Linked DNA regions of Homo sapiens: all the other regions are linked to region 1. Evidence: chromatin contacts called from ENCODE Hi-C data. All regions are on one chromosome and are shown on one strand. Each heading gives the region's core, a stretch centred on a gene start or an enhancer-like site at or near the end of the contact. The rest is flanking DNA. Distances are from core to core; before and after follow the strand shown.

Evidence for each region. Hi-C counts contacts between places; a loop is a spot of excess contacts on that map. Pooled maps may share reads with other maps.
Region 2: a loop to region 1 is called in a pooled map, with 3 times the contacts of the local background. The contact joins the enhancer-like site here to the promoter of RNPEPL1 in region 1. A Hi-C loop is called at or near these places in 1 of 168 maps with a recorded cell type or tissue (B cell), 6 of 37 single-sample maps with no recorded cell type and 6 of 50 pooled maps.
Region 3: a loop to region 1 is called in a map of PC-9, with 7 times the contacts of the local background. The contact joins the promoter of MAB21L4 here to the promoter of RNPEPL1 in region 1. A Hi-C loop is called at or near these places in 1 of 168 maps with a recorded cell type or tissue (PC-9) and 1 of 50 pooled maps.

Annotation. Positions count from the first base shown.
Region 1 is chr2:240,567,041-240,570,096 of GRCh38, reverse strand. RNPEPL1 (arginyl aminopeptidase like 1) reads right to left here and starts at 1,613. Exons shown (of 11, transcript NM_018226.6): 1 at 983-1,613. The coding sequence starts at 1,510. RefSeq lists enhancers at 1-527, 477-656, 528-1,166 and silencers at 927-976, 1,217-1,406, 1,547-1,606, 1,637-1,896.
Region 2 is chr2:241,040,319-241,043,374 of GRCh38, reverse strand. SNED1 (sushi, nidogen and EGF like domains 1) reads right to left here. Exons shown (of 32, transcript NM_001080437.3): 8 at 2,962-3,056. The region is part of intron 1 of SNED1-AS1 (SNED1 antisense RNA 1); the gene reads left to right. It also overlaps a transcript of MTERF4 not described here. Among named protein-coding and RNA genes, the nearest start is that of SNED1-AS1, 22 kb to the left of the region's middle. RefSeq lists enhancers at 1,287-1,516, 1,967-2,016. Within about 2 kb of position 1,599, at least 4 of the 41 ENCODE cell types and tissues checked have a DNase peak (open chromatin) inside an H3K27ac peak, as active enhancers do; they include B cell, where a contact is called at or near this core.
Region 3 is chr2:240,894,687-240,897,742 of GRCh38, reverse strand. It overlaps MAB21L4 (mab-21 like 4), which reads left to right and starts at 1,587. Exons shown (of 5, transcript NM_001085437.3): 1 at 1,587-2,259. The coding sequence starts at 1,746. RefSeq lists enhancers at 416-1,051, 2,324-2,959.

The DNA of each region.
Region 1 (3,056 bases), core at 364-2,863:
TGGAATACCACAGCAGGGGCGGGGCCGGCTAGCCAGCGGCCTGCACACCCACAGGGGTTCTGGGAAAAAGGTGAGGTGGCAGGTCCTGCTTAGGGCTCCTGGGAAATGTACAGGAAGCCCATAGGGGTGCACTGGTCTGGGTTCTTCCTGCCCAGATGTCACCTTGGCTCTTTGTGGCCTGAAGCCTCTCGACCACCTCTCCACCACCCTGTCCATTTATGTGCCGTGACCAGTGACAGCTGGACTTCCCAGCGCCTCCACAGCTGTGTGTGTCTTGCATATGTCGGGTGTCACATGTGTGCCGTCCATACCACCTAGGGATGCAGTATGAACCCCCATGCTGTAGGCAGGAAAGGCCCTGCTCCATCCTGTACACATCCCCACTGGTGGAGGTGGAGGGGGTGCTGCAGCCACAGCGCCAGCCTCAGCCACCTGGCCTTTCTTGCAGAGTCTCTGGAGTGGTGGGTACCCAGTGTGCAAGCCCTGCAGAGCCTATGTGTGTCTATGTTGGGGTCGCGGGGCCCACTGGTCTCAACACTCCACCAGTGCTGGCCAAGGAAGCCCCAAACCGAGCATCACAATCTCCATGGCCCTTTCCTCTGCCTCTGGCTTGGACTCATCTGCACGCACTGGTCACATGGAGGCCCTTCCGCAGCTGACACTCCAGCCCAACCCTTGGTGCCAGGATCCTGCAGATGTACACCTCGGTGGGTGACAGAAGCTGCTCATGTCCCCAGGCAGGGACCAGACACCTGAACGGGAGGCTTCCCGGAGTGACATGCTGTCCCGTGTCCCCGCAGGACTCCGGCTTCTATCCGAGGGTCCTAAGGGCTCACAGGCAACAGCTGGGAATCACCGGGGTGGGGGGAGGGGGGCACCTGTAGGGCGCAGATTCGCGTCCCTCAGCCTGGCCGTGCGGCGAGAGGCCGCTAGCAGCGCCCTGCGGACCGGCCCGCAGCCCCGGCGCCCGCCCCGGACTCACGGCGGGGGCGTCGGTCGAGGTGTACCGCAGGATGACCTGGAAGGGCTGGTGCGCCTGCAGCTCGGGCGGCAGCGTGACGGTGAGCGAGGAGCCGTAGTCGGTGAACGGGTCCACCCTGAAGGCCAGCGGACAGCAGGCGGGCTCGGAGCCGGGCGCCTCGGGGAAGGCGGGCAGCGGGGGCGGCGGCGCGGGCCCCGGCCCGGGGGCGGAGAAGGCGAAGGCGCAGGGCGTCTCGGCGGCGGCGGCGGGGGCGCGACGGAAGGCGGCTGAGTGCAGGCGCAGAGCCGGGTGCGCGTCGAGCACGAGCGCGCGGGGCGCGGGCCGCAGCGCGCACAGCTCGAGCACCAGGCAGCCGGCCAACTCGCGCGCCTCGGGCCGCAGCTCCAGGCCCAGCTGCAGGTGGCGGAGGCGGAAGAGCTGCGCGCTGGAGGCCGAGGCCACGTCCAGGGCGGGCGGCGGCTCGGGCGGCGGGCGGACGGGCGCGGCCTCGGCGCCGGGCGCCTGGCGGCAGCAGCACTGCGCGGCCATGGCCGCCGGCACTAGGTGAAATCCATGGGCGGCGGCCGCGCCGGGCCGCGGGCGAGGGGCGCCGGGCGGCGGCGGCGGCGGGGCGCGGGCACAACAGGAAGTCGCGCCGGGAGCCGCCCGGCCCGGCCCCGCGCCGTGCGCCGCCCCGCTCGGGCTCCGCTCGGCCGCCGCCGGGGGCGCTGTGCGCGGGGCCGGGGCGCGGGGCCGGGGCGCCGGGCGGGGAGGGCCAGGAGCCAGGGGCGCGGGGAGCCGGGGAATCGAGCGCGGCGCGGGGCCGGGGCGCTGTGTTGGGAGCCGAGGCGCGCGGAGCGGGTGAGCAGCACCCCCAGCCCCTCGCTTCCTCCCCGGGCGGCGCCCGGGAGATCCCAGGAGGCGGGATCGCTGCTCCCTCCCAGACACTGCCGGCCAGGCCCCTGGGGCAGCCGCTGAAGGGACCCGGGAACCTTGGGGCCACAGGGGCAGGCTGCTTCCAGGTGTGGTTCGTGTTCCCGAGGAGCGCAGCGTCGCGAACTCAATGTCATCCTTTCATCCGGGGCTACGGGCAGGGCAGGATTCTCCTGGCACCCCTGCCACTCCTCCAAGTCTACAGGTGTGGTCTGTGCTGTGGGCCCTGCGGTGCGAGAAGCGCCGGAGCCTTCACGCAGCGCTGTCAACTACAGCAGCCACCAACCACGTGTGGCCATTTAGATGCGAATTAAATACAGTTAGAAGTTCAGTTCCTTCGTGGCAGGTGGAGTGAGTGAGTGTGTGTGTCTTCCTGGGAGGAGTGGCTAATGGACAAAGCAGGCAGGAATCATTTCCACAATCGCAGAAGTTCCTCTGGGCAGTGCTGGGGACCTCTCATTTGGGAGCCCTGTGCTGGGGTACGAAGGAGGGTCTGGCCCGCCTGTCCCCACCCCATCCGCCAGGTCCACCCTTCCCAACGCCATTCTCTGTGGACCTGGCGAAGGCTGCCCAAGGCTGAGCCTGTCCAGGAGCCTGAGCCCCGAGGGAAGGGGTGCTCGCCTGGCAGAAGCTGCTAGTGAGCTCACAGCGGTTAAATTTTGAGGCTGTGGAATAACAGGGGCCACCATGATGTCGCTGTTGTCATCAAGTAAGAATTCAAATTCCTAGGGACAAGGGGCTTCTGGGGCTGGGGAACTATCCAGGAACCCAGGACACCTCTCTCTTCTGCTCCATTGAGGTGTGGCCGTGCAGGGCTGGACTCGGGTACCGCACTCGACTCAGCGTCAGCCCTGAGTAGTGTTTCCTGTGTCTGGACTCAGTCTCCTCGTTGTGTAACCCTCTGTGTCTACCCTCCTTCCGTGGGGCGGGAAGGAAGGCTGAGAGGGAGAGTGTGCGTTCACGTTTGCGGGACAGAGCACTGAGGCATCATTTCAGTTTTCCCGTAGGACCTCAGGTCCCCACGTGCCCTCTTTAGGGACACGGCCACGATCTTGGGGCACCCATCCCAAACTCACCAGGAACCCCTAGGCTTACACAGTCACTCAGAGGTGTGGATCAGCCTCGCATCCAAGGCTGACAGGGAAGACAGCTGAGATGGGAC
Region 2 (3,056 bases), core at 350-2,849, 470 kb before region 1:
TCTTTCAGTGCTTTGAAGGTGTTACTCCAGTGTCTCCTGGCTTGCATTGTTTTTGACGAGAAGTCTGTTTCATTCTTGTTTCGCTGTATGTAATGTGGCTTTTTCCTCTGGCTGTTTTTGAGGTTTTTTATCATTAGTTTTCAGCAATTTGATTATGGTATGGCTTTGCATGGTTTTCTTCATGCTTTTCTTGGAAATGTGGGTTTTAGTTTTCATCAAATGTGGAAAATGTTTGGGTATTATTTCTTCACATACTTTTTCTATAACACTCCTTTCCACACCCATCTCCATCCTCCTTCGCAGACTCCAAATACGTGGATCCCAGGCTGCTTAATATTGTTCTCCATCCTCCTTTGCAGACTGCACATACATGGATCCCAGGCTGCTTGATACTGTTCTTCATCCTCCTTCACAGACTCCAAATACGTGGATCCCAGGCTGCTTGATACTGTTCTCCATCCTCCTTCGCAGACTCCAGATACGTGGATCCTATTACCCTAATATCGTTCTGCAGGTTGCTGAAGATCTCTTCTTTTTCTTTTAGTCTTATTCTCTCTGTGATGCATATTGAATTGTTTCTGTTTCACTCTTCAGGTTCATTGATCTTTCCTTCTGCAATATCTAACCTGCTGTAAATACTATTCAGTGTATTTTAAAAACTCAGATATATTTTTCATTTCTACAAGTTTTTAAAAATACCTTCTACTTCTCATTAGGTTTTTTTCCCCTCAACAATCTTGATTATAGGAGCATATTCATAATAGATAATTAAACATTTGTATCTGCTAATTCTGTCATTTCTGGTGCCTGTTTCTATTGATCTATTTTTCTCCTGACTGTGAGTTATATGTTACTTCTTTGTAGACCTGATAATTTTTGACTGGGTATTTTGGAGTTCTGGATTCTGTTGTATTATTGATATACTCCTGTTGAGGAGTATAGGATTTTATTCTGGCACATGGCTCAATGACTTAGGATCAGTTTGATCCTTTTAAGCTTTCTTTAAGATCTGTTAGGGCAGGTCGACATTAGTCTTTAGTTCAGCACTACTAAAGTGACACCCCACTGAGGACTCTATGCAATAGACTCCCAGCCCTGTTTGAGCTCCAGGAAGTGTTTGACTTACTGCTTTCTAGTGGTTCTTTCCCCAGCCTTGCAGATTTCATCCTGAGCCTGATAATAATAAGCCAAAATTCAGGGAGGTCTCCTCTTGATCTCATGCTCCCTCCTGCCTCAGGAGCACCATCCTGTAGCCACTGAACTAGGATCTTTGTCTCCTCAATTCAAAGGGACTGCTGGACTCTCAGTTCCTCCTCCCAGCACAGTGGAGTGGAAACTGCCCCAGGCAGAATCTGGGGCAATTGTAGGGCTCACCTCATTTGATTCCCTTTTCTCAGGGGTGACAGGCTTGTGCTGTCTGTTGTCTAATGGCTGAAAAGGGTTTCACAGATTTTGTCTGTTTTTCTAGGTGTTGATGGTGAGAGGGAAATTCCAAGAGCAGTTAATTCTTGTTGGCCAGAAGCAGAAGACTAGAGACTCTTTTTTGTAGTGTCCAATTTGTGGCCCACTTCCTGTCAGACCTGATTAGACTGTCAGCATCTGCGCCTTGTAATACAGTCAATCAGTCATTACGTTAGCACCACCGTCAGTCTGTTGTTTCTTTCTTCTTCCTCTTTTGTTTTTTTTTAGACAGAGTCTCACTCATTCTGTTACCCAGGGTGGAGTGCAGTGGTGCGATCTCAGCTCACTGCAACCTCTGCCTCCCGGGTTCAAGCAATGCTCCAGCCTCAACCTCCCGAGTAGCTGGGATTACAGGCATGCAGCACCACGTCTGGCTAACTTTTGTATTTTTGGTACAGATGGGGTTTCACCACGTTGGCCAGGCTGGTCTTGAACTCCTGACCTCAAGTGATCCGCCCGCCTCAGCCTCCCAAAGTGCTGGGATTACAGGCATAAGCCACCACACCCGGCCAGTCTGTTTCTTATTATTCACTCTACTTGCATCATTATTCTGTAGAAAACACGGTTTATTTGCAAAAAATTTTTGAAACCACTTATCCGTTTCCTGACATGAATTTAGTGAAATACATTGATATTTAGATAACAATCTGGGCAAAGTGAGCTGTGACACGGAACAGTGACTTTAAAGCAGCCAAATAGGTGAGGCTGCCTCCTCCCGCTCCTGCCCCACCCTCCCCTCAGGACACACCCTGGCCTCCCATGCACTCGGCAAAGACTGATGGAGGGCCCATGACCCTCTGTGTCTTACGGGTAAAACAGAATTTCCTCCTGAATTTTTTAAACTAAAAATAACCTGAATAGTTTGTCTTTAGCATCTCCCTGGAGAGAAGCAGCACCTGGTGCGTCCACAGAAGTCGGCACAGTGGGTGAGCCTCTGGAGGCAGGTGCAACAATCAGACACGAAAGCCATTTTTATACTGTAGGCTGCAATCTCCAGTTGGCCTTTTAATTCCTCTAACAAGTCACAACTAGCAGTTAAACAACACAAAATAGAATAGAAAATAGTGAAAGGTCAGTTTTCTTTCTGATTCCCGTTACTTTCCCTTGTGTGCTGAGGGTTCTAGAGTAGGAGAGGAAGATGTTAAAAAAGTCAAGAGTCACCCAGGCTGGAAGAGGAGACTTGTGAACTTTGTCATCCCTCCTGGCATTTCACAGATGGAAACCAAGGCCCAGAGAGGGGAAGGGGTTGCTCAGCCTCACACAGCACCCTGGAGGCAGCATCCATCTTTTGCTTCCTATTTTCCCTGCAGTTGGTGGCTTAGGATCCAGGCTGAGCGGGAAGCGCTGGGGAGTGGGAAGGGGGCAGAGGCATCCTCCCACCCCAGAGACAGGTGTGAGGTGAGTCAGATGGCAAGGAAGGAAGGGGAAAGTGGCTATGGGGGTGTTCACGGCACAAAGCCACCATCAGCCATGGTGGCCTGCAGGCACTTGGCCAGTTACCTGTCTCACAGCGAAGTCCCTTGAAGGGCTCGGCACACAAGCAGGTGTAATTCCCCACTAGGTCAACACAAGAGCCTCCATTCAGGCAGGGGTCA
Region 3 (3,056 bases), core at 338-2,837, 330 kb before region 1:
GCCCCTGGGCACTTTGGGTAGATTGGGGTGTGGTTGGGGGTCTCCTGGGCGAATTCAGAACACCGGGAGGTTCCTGGGAAGGAGGAGCTGGGACACTGAAGGTGTCATCAAATCACAGATGTTGAAGCCAAGGCCCAGAACAGGCAGATGAGCTCCCTGGGCCACTGCGGCCGAGGGTGAGGGGTAGGACCCCAGCTGCCCTGCAGCAGCGTCCACCTCCCCCAGGCCAGAGTCCTGTGGAGATGGAGGAGTGTGGCACACGGCTGTGTGTGGGGACCTAGGCAGGCCGTGGGTGAGGGCCCAGGACAAATGGGGCCTTGAACCTGAATGGCTGCCCTCGGGGAGGGGGACACGTGCTCTAAGCAACTCCAGGGAACAGGAGTGGGCCAGCTTGGAGGAGGGATATCTGTCTCTCGCTTGACCGTGGGCTACCCTGTGAGGTGGTGAGCTCCCTGTCCTGGGAGGCATGGAAGCAGAGACCCGCTCACTGGGCTGCAGCCCCTCATAGGGGCTTCCAAGCACCAGGAAGTGAGTGGCTGTTGCCCCCTGCCCCACCCCTCCTGGGATCCTGGTTCTGCCCACAGCTCTGACTCAGATGCAGCTCCCCGGGGGGTGAGAGGCCCACGTGCGGTGGCTACAGGGGCAGCATCTCCACGACGCCCCTGTGGGGCCATCTCCATGTTCACTGTTTGCAGACACCCCTGTGGCTGAGCACCCGATGCACTCGGCCAGCTGGCAGGGCCAAGGGTCGATGGGGCGGCTCCCTGCTGGTTGGGACTTGCACGGCCCTGAGCAGGGGAGGGGGGCGGGGCTGGCAGGGTACCTGGTGCAGGTGCTGGAGGGGGATGGTGGGGCGAGTTTCTCCACCTGGGTGAGGTGGAGCCACGGAGACTGCTTTTCTCCAGAACCAGACGAGCTCCAGCTCCCAGGCTAGGTGGGTGCCAGCTCCTCTCAGGTTGGAGGCTGGGCAGGGTGGGGTGGGGTGGGGTGGGGACTGGTAGCCCAGGGGTCCAGGGCCCAGATGGCTGGATGCACAGCTGGGGCAGAGGCAGGAGCCATGCCAGGACTGCAGCCTGTAAGCCGGGCACAGGTGTCTGAGGGGAACATTGCAGAGACGCAGCCTCCAGGTTCCCAGCCTTCCAGGCAGCCTTAGAGAGTCGGGGGCTCCCCCACAGCGGGGTCTGGGCAGCCACCGCCCTGCCTCCCCTTCCTCACTGAGCCACGGGGTGCCTTGTGTTCCCTCCAACCTGGCAGGGAGGCTGGGGCAGGGGGGCCTGATCCAGATACCCGGCCCCTGGGCTGTGGGGAGGAGGGTGGAAGGAGGCCCATCAGCAACACACAGAGGCTCCCATCCCAGGGACGGCACAGTCCAGCGGCAATATTTCTCCAGGGACCCCAAGCCTGGCTGGGACAGGGGCCGTGCCTTGGGCCTAAGATGAGAGAGCTCTTCTGAAGGGAGGGAGGAGGGTGGTAACCAAACCCAGCCCCCGCCTGCCCTGCATGGCCCCTGTGACATTCCCAATTGCTGGGGACTGACTCACCCCCACTTCAAAGGCCTTAAATAGTTCAGCTATTTCACCTGCCACACTGTGCTGTCACTCTGGAATTCTGCTGTGTGGGAGCTGAGGCCCCACCTGCAGACCTGCTGCTCACCTGGGCAGGTGCCTCCTCACAGCCCATCTGCACAGCTGGCCTGCGGAGTCCTCCTCAGGGGCCACTGGCCCTCACCTGCCACTGTTGAAGGGATGCCTGCCCCTGCTCTCCCCACCTCAGCCATGGCCGTGCAGGTGCCCCTGTGGCACCACTACCTGCAGGCCATCCGGTCCCGGGAGGCGCCGCGTGCCCAGGACTTCCAGCGCGCAGAGAACGTGCTGCTCACGGTGCTGGAGCGCGTGCATGCCCTGGACCCCCGCTTCATCGTGGACTACTCCCGTGGCCTGGAGGCCTTCCAGTTCGCCCTGCGCTCCTCTGAGGACCCAATGGACATGGAGGTGCCCCTGTGGGTGGATGCCGAGGCTCTACTGATTGAGGAACCAGAGGCCACCCAGCCGGAGGATGGCCTTGAATTATGCCACCTGGGTGTGCCCAGGGAAGGGGCTGGCCTGGAGCGGTGGACCACCGAGGATACCTTCACTGCCTCCTCGGAGGGTGACGCCAAGTGCCGTGGACACATTGTGCCCAGCAAGGTCCTGTGTGTCCTCAAGGACCTGCTGGTAGCAGCCATCGTACACTGCAAGCACCACAGTCTCATCGCACCAGGTACAGGCACAGCCCACTCTGCACGCGTATCTGCGTGTACCGAGGGGCTGCTGTGTGGGTGTCTGTGTGCAAGTGTGTGAGTGCACATGTGTGTGATTGCCATGTACGTGCACACAGGGTGGCGACTGTCTTCTGTGTGTGACTGCACGCACAGGCATGTGTGCACGTGTGTGACACTGTGCAAGTGTGAACAGTGTGTTGGGGCACAGAAGTCGGGAGACCTCACTTAGGTCTTCCAGCTCCAAATGCCTGTAACAAGACAGATGACGTGTTCCGTGTCGTGTGTGTTTGCACGGGGGTTCCACGGCTGCCAGTCGTCCAGTGGCTGGAGTCTGGGGCAGCTGCTTCACTGGTGGCCTTGCAGGAGGGTCCCTCACACGGCTCTGGGCAGGCGGCTCTCTTGCCAGTCACAGCCTGTGACCTCGAGGCTCCCCGAGGCCATCCCGTGCCCACTTCCAGTGTCTGATGATGTTGCACCAGGTGGGAGGGGTGTGTGTGTGCCTGCCTGCGTGCGCGTGAGTGCAGGGGTGTGAATGCGTGTGCAGGTGTGTGCCCGTGTCTTATCAGCTTATGGCTGAGTTGTCTATTGGTGTCTTGAGCCCCAAGTGGGCTCTGAGGCTGGGCTTCTGCGTGGACCAGGGGCTGGCCTCAGTCTCTCCTCTGGGGCCTTTTGTTTGTTTGTTTGTGAGACTGAGTCTCACTCTGTCACCCAGGCTGGAGTGCAATGGCACGATCTTGGCTCACTCCGCCTCCTGGGTTCAAGCGATTCTCCTGCCTCAGAATCCTGAGTAGCTGGG